Regions from separate parts of the Homo sapiens genome. Here regions 1 and 2 are each linked to region 3. Evidence: chromatin contacts called from ENCODE Hi-C or POLR2A ChIA-PET data. All regions are on one chromosome and are shown on one strand. Each heading gives the region's core, a stretch centred on a gene start or an enhancer-like site at or near the end of the contact. The rest is flanking DNA. Distances are from core to core; before and after follow the strand shown. Region 1 has its middle 140 kb from the start of LINC00392. Region 2 has its middle 38 kb from the start of KLF5. Region 3 has its middle 190 kb from the start of KLF5.

The links. A loop is a pair of places that touch in the nucleus more often than their neighbours do. ChIA-PET counts read pairs that join two places held with the same protein, here RNA polymerase II (POLR2A). Pooled maps may share reads with other maps.
Region 1: a pooled map shows a loop between it and region 3 (4-fold over the local background). The contact joins two enhancer-like sites. A Hi-C loop is called at or near these places in 1 of 168 maps with a recorded cell type or tissue (Caco-2) and 3 of 50 pooled maps. POLR2A ChIA-PET finds 5 or more read pairs at or near these places in 3 of 52 experiments (A673, H1 and activated T-cell).
Region 2: a loop to region 3 is called in a map of PC-9, with 10 times the contacts of the local background. The contact joins two enhancer-like sites. A Hi-C loop is called at or near these places in 1 of 168 maps with a recorded cell type or tissue (PC-9) and 1 of 50 pooled maps. POLR2A ChIA-PET finds 5 or more read pairs at or near these places in 3 of 52 experiments (BJ, MCF 10A and WTC11).

The regions. Positions count from the first base shown.
Region 1 is chr13:73,420,279-73,422,978 of GRCh38, reverse strand. No RefSeq gene overlaps it. Among named protein-coding and RNA genes, the nearest start is that of LINC00392, 140 kb to the left of the region's middle. Within about 2 kb of position 1,443, at least 6 of the 41 ENCODE cell types and tissues checked have a DNase peak (open chromatin) inside an H3K27ac peak, as active enhancers do.
Region 2 is chr13:73,095,098-73,097,916 of GRCh38, reverse strand. No RefSeq gene overlaps it. Among named protein-coding and RNA genes, the nearest start is that of KLF5, 38 kb to the right of the region's middle. Within about 2 kb of position 1,561, at least 3 of the 41 ENCODE cell types and tissues checked have a DNase peak (open chromatin) inside an H3K27ac peak, as active enhancers do; they include PC-9, where a contact is called at or near this core.
Region 3 is chr13:73,247,495-73,250,194 of GRCh38, reverse strand. No RefSeq gene overlaps it. Among named protein-coding and RNA genes, the nearest start is that of KLF5, 190 kb to the right of the region's middle. Within about 2 kb of position 1,299, at least 4 of the 41 ENCODE cell types and tissues checked have a DNase peak (open chromatin) inside an H3K27ac peak, as active enhancers do; they include PC-9, where a contact is called at or near this core.

The DNA of each region.
Region 1 (2,700 bases), core at 194-2,693, 170 kb before region 3:
ATGAACAAATACATTGTTAACTGATTCCTGCATTGGCCATTCAAACCTTTAGGAGGCATACATATCACCCTTGAAAAGCTGGAAGCGATGAAGTCAAGGGAGGTTTAAACTATAGCAGGACCCTGAAGCAGATCGAGCCATCACTGAGGGATCTTGCTCTGTGGCTTAGGAAGACAATGGACATGAACAATGTCATATGCTCCAAGACCTGCTGAAGTCATGCCCCCTCTGATCTTCAGAAGGACACAAATATATTTTAAAAGGCCACTAGGTCGCATTAAAGCTTTTTTTTTTTTTCCCAAAGGCAACTGGGAACTCTTCAATCACAAATTTATGGAAATTAATGTAATAATCATTATCATAATATAAATAATTGCCATTTGATAAACCTTCCTATGTACCAGGCATCACACTATACATTTCACAGAGCAATCTCCTTTAATACTCACTAATAACTCTTGAGAGTAGATATAACTCCTATCGTCATTTCACATGTCCCTAAGGTGACACGGTTAGTAAATGGCAGAGTTGAGAGGCCAATCAGATCTGTCTCATGGCAAACAGTGAGAGCTTAATTATGACACTTTCTCCTCTGAATTAGGCAAGATGGTTTTGTTATAACTGTCTTTTATATTTGAGCTATAATATATGCTAACCTTAACTTTTATGTTTGCCTTAATTTCTTAGTTGTATTTTCTTCCTGCCTCAGTATTCTCATTTATTAACTTATTGCTTCTATTTGTTAGTTCTTATTAAATCCTGGAGAGAGAACATAAATAAATGAAATAAACAAGTAACTTTACTTATATATTACTTTAAAGTTCAAAGACTTAATAAACTCAAAAAAAGAATAAATACATTCATTGCCGAATGCAAACATAGTTATGAATCAAAATGCCTTGGGTACTTAATAACATATTGCACATTGCAATATTGAGTAAAGATAGGAAATAGAGCATATACCATATCCACCATGGGATTACCAATAACTTTTATTACCACAATAGAATTGATTTCTCCATTTCGAAATTCTGAAAAACAATCTCTGTGAAAGCTTTTCAGTCAGCAAAAGTGATTAAGACATTTACTATACGTCTTATTCACAAGCATCCCTGAAAGCAGAGTGCCCACTCACAATGATTAGTTAGTGGGTCAGCCTGAATCATAAGAAAGAATGAACCTGACTGAATCACCCGTTCCACTTCCTGTAGCACCTGGTTTTCTTTGGGTTGTTGCCACTCACAAATTGTCCCAGCCAAAGCCTATTCAGCTTATGAAACCTGATAAGGTCACAACCAGAGGTAGTGTGGTAGTGAGATTCACTACAGTGCTGGTGTAAGAGTTGGGAAATCCATGACTATCTAAAACCAATACACATTTATCTACACAGTTTTATGATATATGGAACCGTATTGTTACCAGTCATCTAGACAAAGCCTTACTATTGACGCACTGGAAAGCAATGCAGGAAACTACCAATACGTGTCAAAATGAATATTGGAGTTCTTAACATTTCAAAATGATTGAGGTACAAAGTGTCTATTAAATGTGGCCGGTGCTCCTGTGAGTCATCAACCCCACCACTGTTCTCACATGAGAACCATTCTTGCTGCACAGCTTGAGAGCCTCTCAGTGCCTCCTTCTATGAAGGCGTAACCCAAACTCATCATCTCCACCTTCTAGGGGTAAGGAGGGAGATCTCATCTGTGTGAGCTGGAGAAGAATCATTACTTGAATGGAAAATATTTTAAAATAATATTTTTGTTTCAGCTTGAGGAGGGCAAGCAATGAGACAGAGAGAAAGAGAGAGAGACTGCTTAGACAATCCTTGTTTGCATTCATTGTAAAAAAAAATACCATGATATGAAACCTATAGATTCAGACCCCTCTTACAAGCCTGCCAATGGGCAAGTCATCTCTTGTGAGTAGATTTACGTGAACTCAGCTCATAGCAACTGATCTATAAATCATTTGCTATGAGAAATTCAACTGTCAGTTATGAAGATTCCTTGAAGAGCTAAAGGTAAATCTACAATTCGATCCAGCAATCCCACTACTGGGTATCTACCCAAAGGAAAAGATGTCATTATATGTCATTATATGAAAAAGATGTCATTATATGAAAAAGACACTTGCACACATATATTTATAACAGCGTAATTCACAACTGCAAAGATGTGGAACCAACTTACGTGCCCATTGACTAATGAGTCAATGATATATATATATATCTCACATTTTCTTGTATATATATATATATATATATATATATATACACACACACACACGAAATATATATGTATATGTATGTATTTATTTCTTGTATATATTATTTCTTGTATGTATATATAAGAAATATATATATATACACACACACACTGTGGAATACTACTCATTCATTAAAAGGAATGCAATAGTGTCTTTTGCAGCATCTTGGATGGAGCTAGAGGCCATTATTCTAAGTGAAGTAACACAGGAGTGGAAAACCAAAAACCGTTATGTTCTCACTTATAAATGGGAGCTAAGCTATGAGTACACAAATAAAAAATTTGGGGTACAAGTGGTTGAAATAAAAAATATATATATAAAGAAATTCAACTGTCAGGAAGGTTGGAAGATCAGTACACTTTATCCCACCACCCAGCCAGGTGGAAAGGCAAATCATCTGAAGGTTGCATGGTGAGGAGCATGGAGGGAATC
Region 2 (2,819 bases), core at 312-2,811, 150 kb after region 3:
CTACTAAAAATACAAAAATTAGCCGGGCATGGTGGCACGCACTTGTAATCCCAGCTACTGGGGTGGCTGAGGCAGGAGAATCACTTGAACCTGGGAGGCGGAGGTTGTGGTGAGTCGAATCGAGCCACCATACTCCAGCCTGAGCAACAGGGAGAGACTCTGGCTGAAACAAACAAACAAAAAAGTTTAAAACGATTCTAAAAACAACTGGATATAGTCTTTCTGTTTAGCTCATGTATTTTATTTTGTATTTATTTTGTATTTATTTTGTTTTTTAGAGACAGGGTCTCACTCTGTTGCACAGGCTGGAGTGCAGTGGCCTGATCATAGATCATAATTCATTGCAGCCTCAAATTTCTGGGCCCACCTCAAACCTCCTGAGGTGGATTTGCCACCATGCCACGCTAATTTTTTTAGTTTTTGTAGAGACAGGGTCTCATTATGTTACTTAGGCTGATCTCAAACTCTTGGGCTCAAAGGATCCTTCTGGCTCAGCACCCCAAACTGCTGGGATTACAGGCATGAGCCACCTGTGCCTGGCTAGCTTGCATATTTTAATGTTGCCGTTATATCCAATACTGTAAATAAATTCTAAGGGCTCCACAAACCCTTGGGGCTGGTGTGTTTGCACATATTCTTACCTTACTCCTGGAGTCTGCCTCTATTGTTAGACTTATCACTCTCTATTGTCATGGGTATTTGTCTATCCCACTAGATTGAGAGCTCCTTGAGGGCAAGACCTGTGGTTAGCATCAGATCAGGTTCTAAGGAGATAATTCGCAGGTGTTTGGGGAGTAAGTAAGTGAATTCCTTTGTGTTTGAGTGCACTGGAAGATTGTTCTCACCCACATTCCTCTTCCACTCCCTCTTTGCTCTCCATATACCATCTGATCTCCCTTCATTTTCCTGTGCGCAGCCCCCTGCTTCTCTCCCAGCGTAGGCCTACTCCTGACTTTCTGATCTCTCCGCTCGCAGTGCTGGAGACTTCAGGCTGGAAGCCTCAGGGAAGGCCTGCCCTGGGTGGCTCACCACAATTATGTGAGTTGCTAATCTTGATGTCATTGCTTGTCCTTTGGATATCTAAGGTGTCCCACTAAATAAGATCACTAAGTGACCTTTAAGATTCCTAACAATTCCAGGATTGTAAGATAAAAGAATTCAGGTCTATTCATTTTCATAGAAATTCCTGCTTCTGATACCAATGAAGTAGCAAGTCCTTGTCCTTTAGAGTCAGTCTACAAGTCAACCGTGGAAGGCAGGGAGGAAAATGTAGGCTCTAAAGAGAAGAGTAAAAATACATAGACAACATGGACGGATAGTCAGACTCACTCCCAATCTCTGCCAAAATTTGAACTCATCCTTCTCCCTTGTCCCTTTGCCGACCCTGGAAGGAATTTACACTAAATGTTTGGACTATCTGCCCAGGTATCAGAATTGCCTGGAACACTTGTTAAAATTCAAATTCCTGAGGCTCCTGCTGTACTCTTTGGAGGCTGGGGGCAGCACACCCCAAATTCTGAGTCACCGAGGCTGGAATGGTGCCAGGAATGCAGATGTTTAACTAGTTCCTCCAATGATGACACCTGGCCAGATTTAGAAACCAGGGACCTAGGGCAAGACTCACTAAAAAAATGCCAAGACCTTACCTCCTCCAAGGCTCCTGCAATCTGCCAGTAAGTAGATTTTGAGTAACTGAGGAGCTTTAACACTTGGCTATTAGATTAAAGTGGGTTTTGGTAGAGTGGTCAGAAACAAATAGGAGACGGCAAAGAGTTGAACTCAGCTGGGAAAAATCTAATGAGCTTTTTTGTTGTTGTTTTAAAGAATATACAATATGGCCAGGTGTGGTGGCTCACCCCTGTAATCCCAGCACTTTGGGAGGCTGAGGCAGATGGATCACCTAAGGTCAGGAGTTTGAGACCAGCCTGACCAGTATGGTGAAACCCTGTCTCTACTAAAAATACAAAAGTTAGCTGGGAGTTGTGGCAGGCTTCTGTAGTCCCAGCTACTAGGGAGGCTGAGACAGGAGAATTGTTGAACCCGGGAGGCAGAGGTTGCAGTGAGCTGAGATCACACCACTGCACTCCAGCCTGGGCGACTGAGTGAGACTCCATCTCAAAAAGAAAAACAACAACAACAACAAAAAATTAGCCAAGTGTGGTGGTGCATGCCTGTAATCCCAGCTACATGGGAGGCTAAGGCAGGAGAATCACTTGAACCTGGAGGCAGAGGTTCCAGTGAGCTGAGATCATGCCACTGTACTCCAACCTGGGTGATGAGTGAAACTCTGTCTCAAAAAATATATAAAAATTAAAAAATAAAAAATATATATACAATATGATTTGGTGACACAAAGAGGCCTCCACAGGCTGGAGAAAGGACCCCATCCAAGCGTAAGCATCAGAAAAGCAGGTTGTGTTTGTCTGAATGAAGAGGATGAGAGGGGTTTAAGAACATGGGAGCAATTACAGCACAGCCATGAAATCAAACATGAAAAAATTGGAAGGCATTTTTTCAACAAAAATCTAATAAGCACCCATCTGCCACGTTCTAAGGTGCTAAGCTTAGGTGCTCAGGGCTCAAGGCCCTCCACGCATGGTCCTTGCCTTAAAGAAACATAACCCAGTGAAAACCTCTGATATCAGCCAAAAGCAATTAAAGCACTTAAGGCCAACTTCATTTTACAGAAGAACATCAGGAATGGAGCATCTAGGAATTTCTCATTTAAGCTCCAGGATTCTGATTCCCCGACGGGGAGATGAAGTAGTTGCTTTGGCCGGGCACGGTGGCTCACGCCTGTAATCCCAGCACTTTGGGAG
Region 3 (2,700 bases), core at 50-2,549:
GATCAACGTAAACCCTCATCTTGTGGAAGACACTATTTCACAGTCCCTATTAGCAGCTGCAGATTATAACTTCTGATACATTCTCTAAGAAGTTTTTGCCCCATGCCCTGCCTGAGCTCCCTGCTCCGGGACACTCACCTCTCAGTCCATCACCTACTTCTACCTTTCAGAAAATGATTGTTTTCCCTCTATGCCTCAGGCCTTCTCTCTGCCAAACTCCACTCTAGCGAAAAAAAATTGTTTTCATCTTCTCAAAGATGGCTTTGGTACTTTAACTATTTTTATTTATCTTGGAATGTATTTATAAGCCACCACCTTTTCAAAAAATTTACATAAGGCAGTTTATCACCTAGCTAATCTGATTATTTAATATGCATCATTGGGGTAATAGAAGAGGTCATGGTAGAAAATAAATGAGAAAGTAAAATATAGAGACAGTTGTATTATGCCCATGATAGCTAAAGAAATAGAAATGGAATTCTTTCCTACCCAAATACCCTTATGTAAACAAACAGGCAATCTTTTTAAGCTTTTAAAAAAAACAGTTGGTGAAGATGATTTAACTAGAGTGAGATTAAATAACCACAGCAAATTAAAATGTGAGCTATCATCAATTTTTTTTCAGGGGCCCAAATGCAGCAAATTAAATGAAGTTTAGAAACATTCTTCTCAAAAACATGGGCTTCTTCTTTCGAAAACTCATTCCTTGCTGGAGTGGCTACTTCATTTGCTCTGTTTATTGTCATTACACTATCAGCAAGTTGGACCAAAGGCACTTACAAACATGTGTGATTGTTTGGGTTAAACTGCAGCTGCTCGTGAGGCTGTTCATACTGACCCCATCTGGAAGGCTGGCTACCGAAGCAGCCCTCTTTCCCTGACTATTCTACTTTCAAAGACTCTTCTCCTTTCAAAGACGATGTACACTTATCTTTTGCACCTGAGCTTGCTGAGAAGGCCATGGAGACACTGCTTTTCTGCAACCTACCTCCTTGGAGCTGTTCCCAGCTTATTCTTCTTGCCTGATTAAAGCTTAAAGCAAACTCAGAACTGGGCTCCAAATGTTGCTTTCCTATTTCCTTTGCAACTCTGTAAACTGGGTTTCTGTCTTTAAAACCCGTAAGTTCTTCCCTTCTTCTTCCTCCACTAGGATCTGATAATCAGTAGGAAAAGGAGGAGAGAGAGGAGTGGGGGACGAGGTGGGGGAAACAAACTGTGCCTGAAAAACAAAGTTGTTACTCTTGAGGCAGAAGGCTTGCTTCCAAAAGCAGTGACTCACTGCACTGAGGGACATTGTCTTGCCTAATAAGTAAAGGCATGTGGCCAAATACACACCTGCCCACAGGTAAGGAATTTAATTCTTCCCAGGACTGCAGATACCATGAGCTTTACATGCAAACATACAGCTTTGCTTCTGCATATTTGCATGGCAATGATTTCTAGATTTCCATTCCACTCCACCTCTCGGCTGTCATTTCACAAAACAAGTGAGGAAATGGCCATGTGCTTAGGAAACTCAGAAGCTGATGGTTAAAAAAATCAACTGCGCCACAGCCTCCTCTCTGAAAACTTATAATTTTTATTGGGAAATTCTGATCAACTTCGTTATGTTGTATCTTTAGTTTCTCTTATTTAAAAAATGCCTGAAATATGTGTACTCTGATTTTTTGAGGTGTTTTAATGTATCAAAAGGGGCATTTGGTTGTAATTATCAATGTTATTTCAGTTTTAATTTAAAGGACCTTATCGCAACTTTATTCGTTATGTACTATAAACGCTATCTCCACCTCTGCCATTTAATGGAGAATTTTTGATTGATGACTCTCAGATCTCTATCTCCATCCCAGATCACTTTCCTCAGACTCATATGTACCAACAAGAGATGTAGTACAGTGATTAAATGAAAAATTTTGAAAGGCAGACTACTTATGAAGCCCAGCTCCTCCATTGACTGCTTATGAAGCCCAGCTCCTCCATTGACTGCTTATGAAGCCCAGCTCCTCCATTTACTATGTGACTTTGGATAAATTACTTAATCTCTCTGCCTCAGTTTCTAAATCTATAAAATAGGAATAATACGATATTGTATTAATTCTAAGAGGGACGTTTTAACATCTTTGAATCAAGATGTGTCTTACAATGGATGGTACCTTAGATTTGATGAAATAAACTAACAATAGCTGTTAGGGTGGCTGTGGGAATTAAATTGATCAAAATATACAATTTATGACAATATTTGGTGTATACTGAGCTTTCAATAAATGTTAGCCAGTATTATTGCATTAATGGGCATATCATTTTCAATTTTCAGGCATCTCAAACTCATCTTTCCTTCAAAGATGATTCCCCTATATTCCTTATTTTGTTTAATGTTAGTCACACAAGTCAGAAACATAAAAATCATCCCTGGCCATTCCTCTCCTTAAGCCTCCACATTCAATCACTTAACAAGCTCTCTTAATTTTACAGTCTAAACATCTCCCATCTTTCCTCTTCTTGCCATGCCCACTGCCACTGCAGTCATCATCTCTGACCTGGAACACGGCAGCCTGCCGTTCAAACTCCACTTGGCCTTTAGAGTCATCTTCCTGACATGGGAATCACATTCTAACTCTCCCTGTCTCCAACTTTTCAGTGCCTCCCCAGAACCACCAGGATGAAGTTCACTTCTTGCTGGGGCACCAGAGTCTTGGGTTGTGA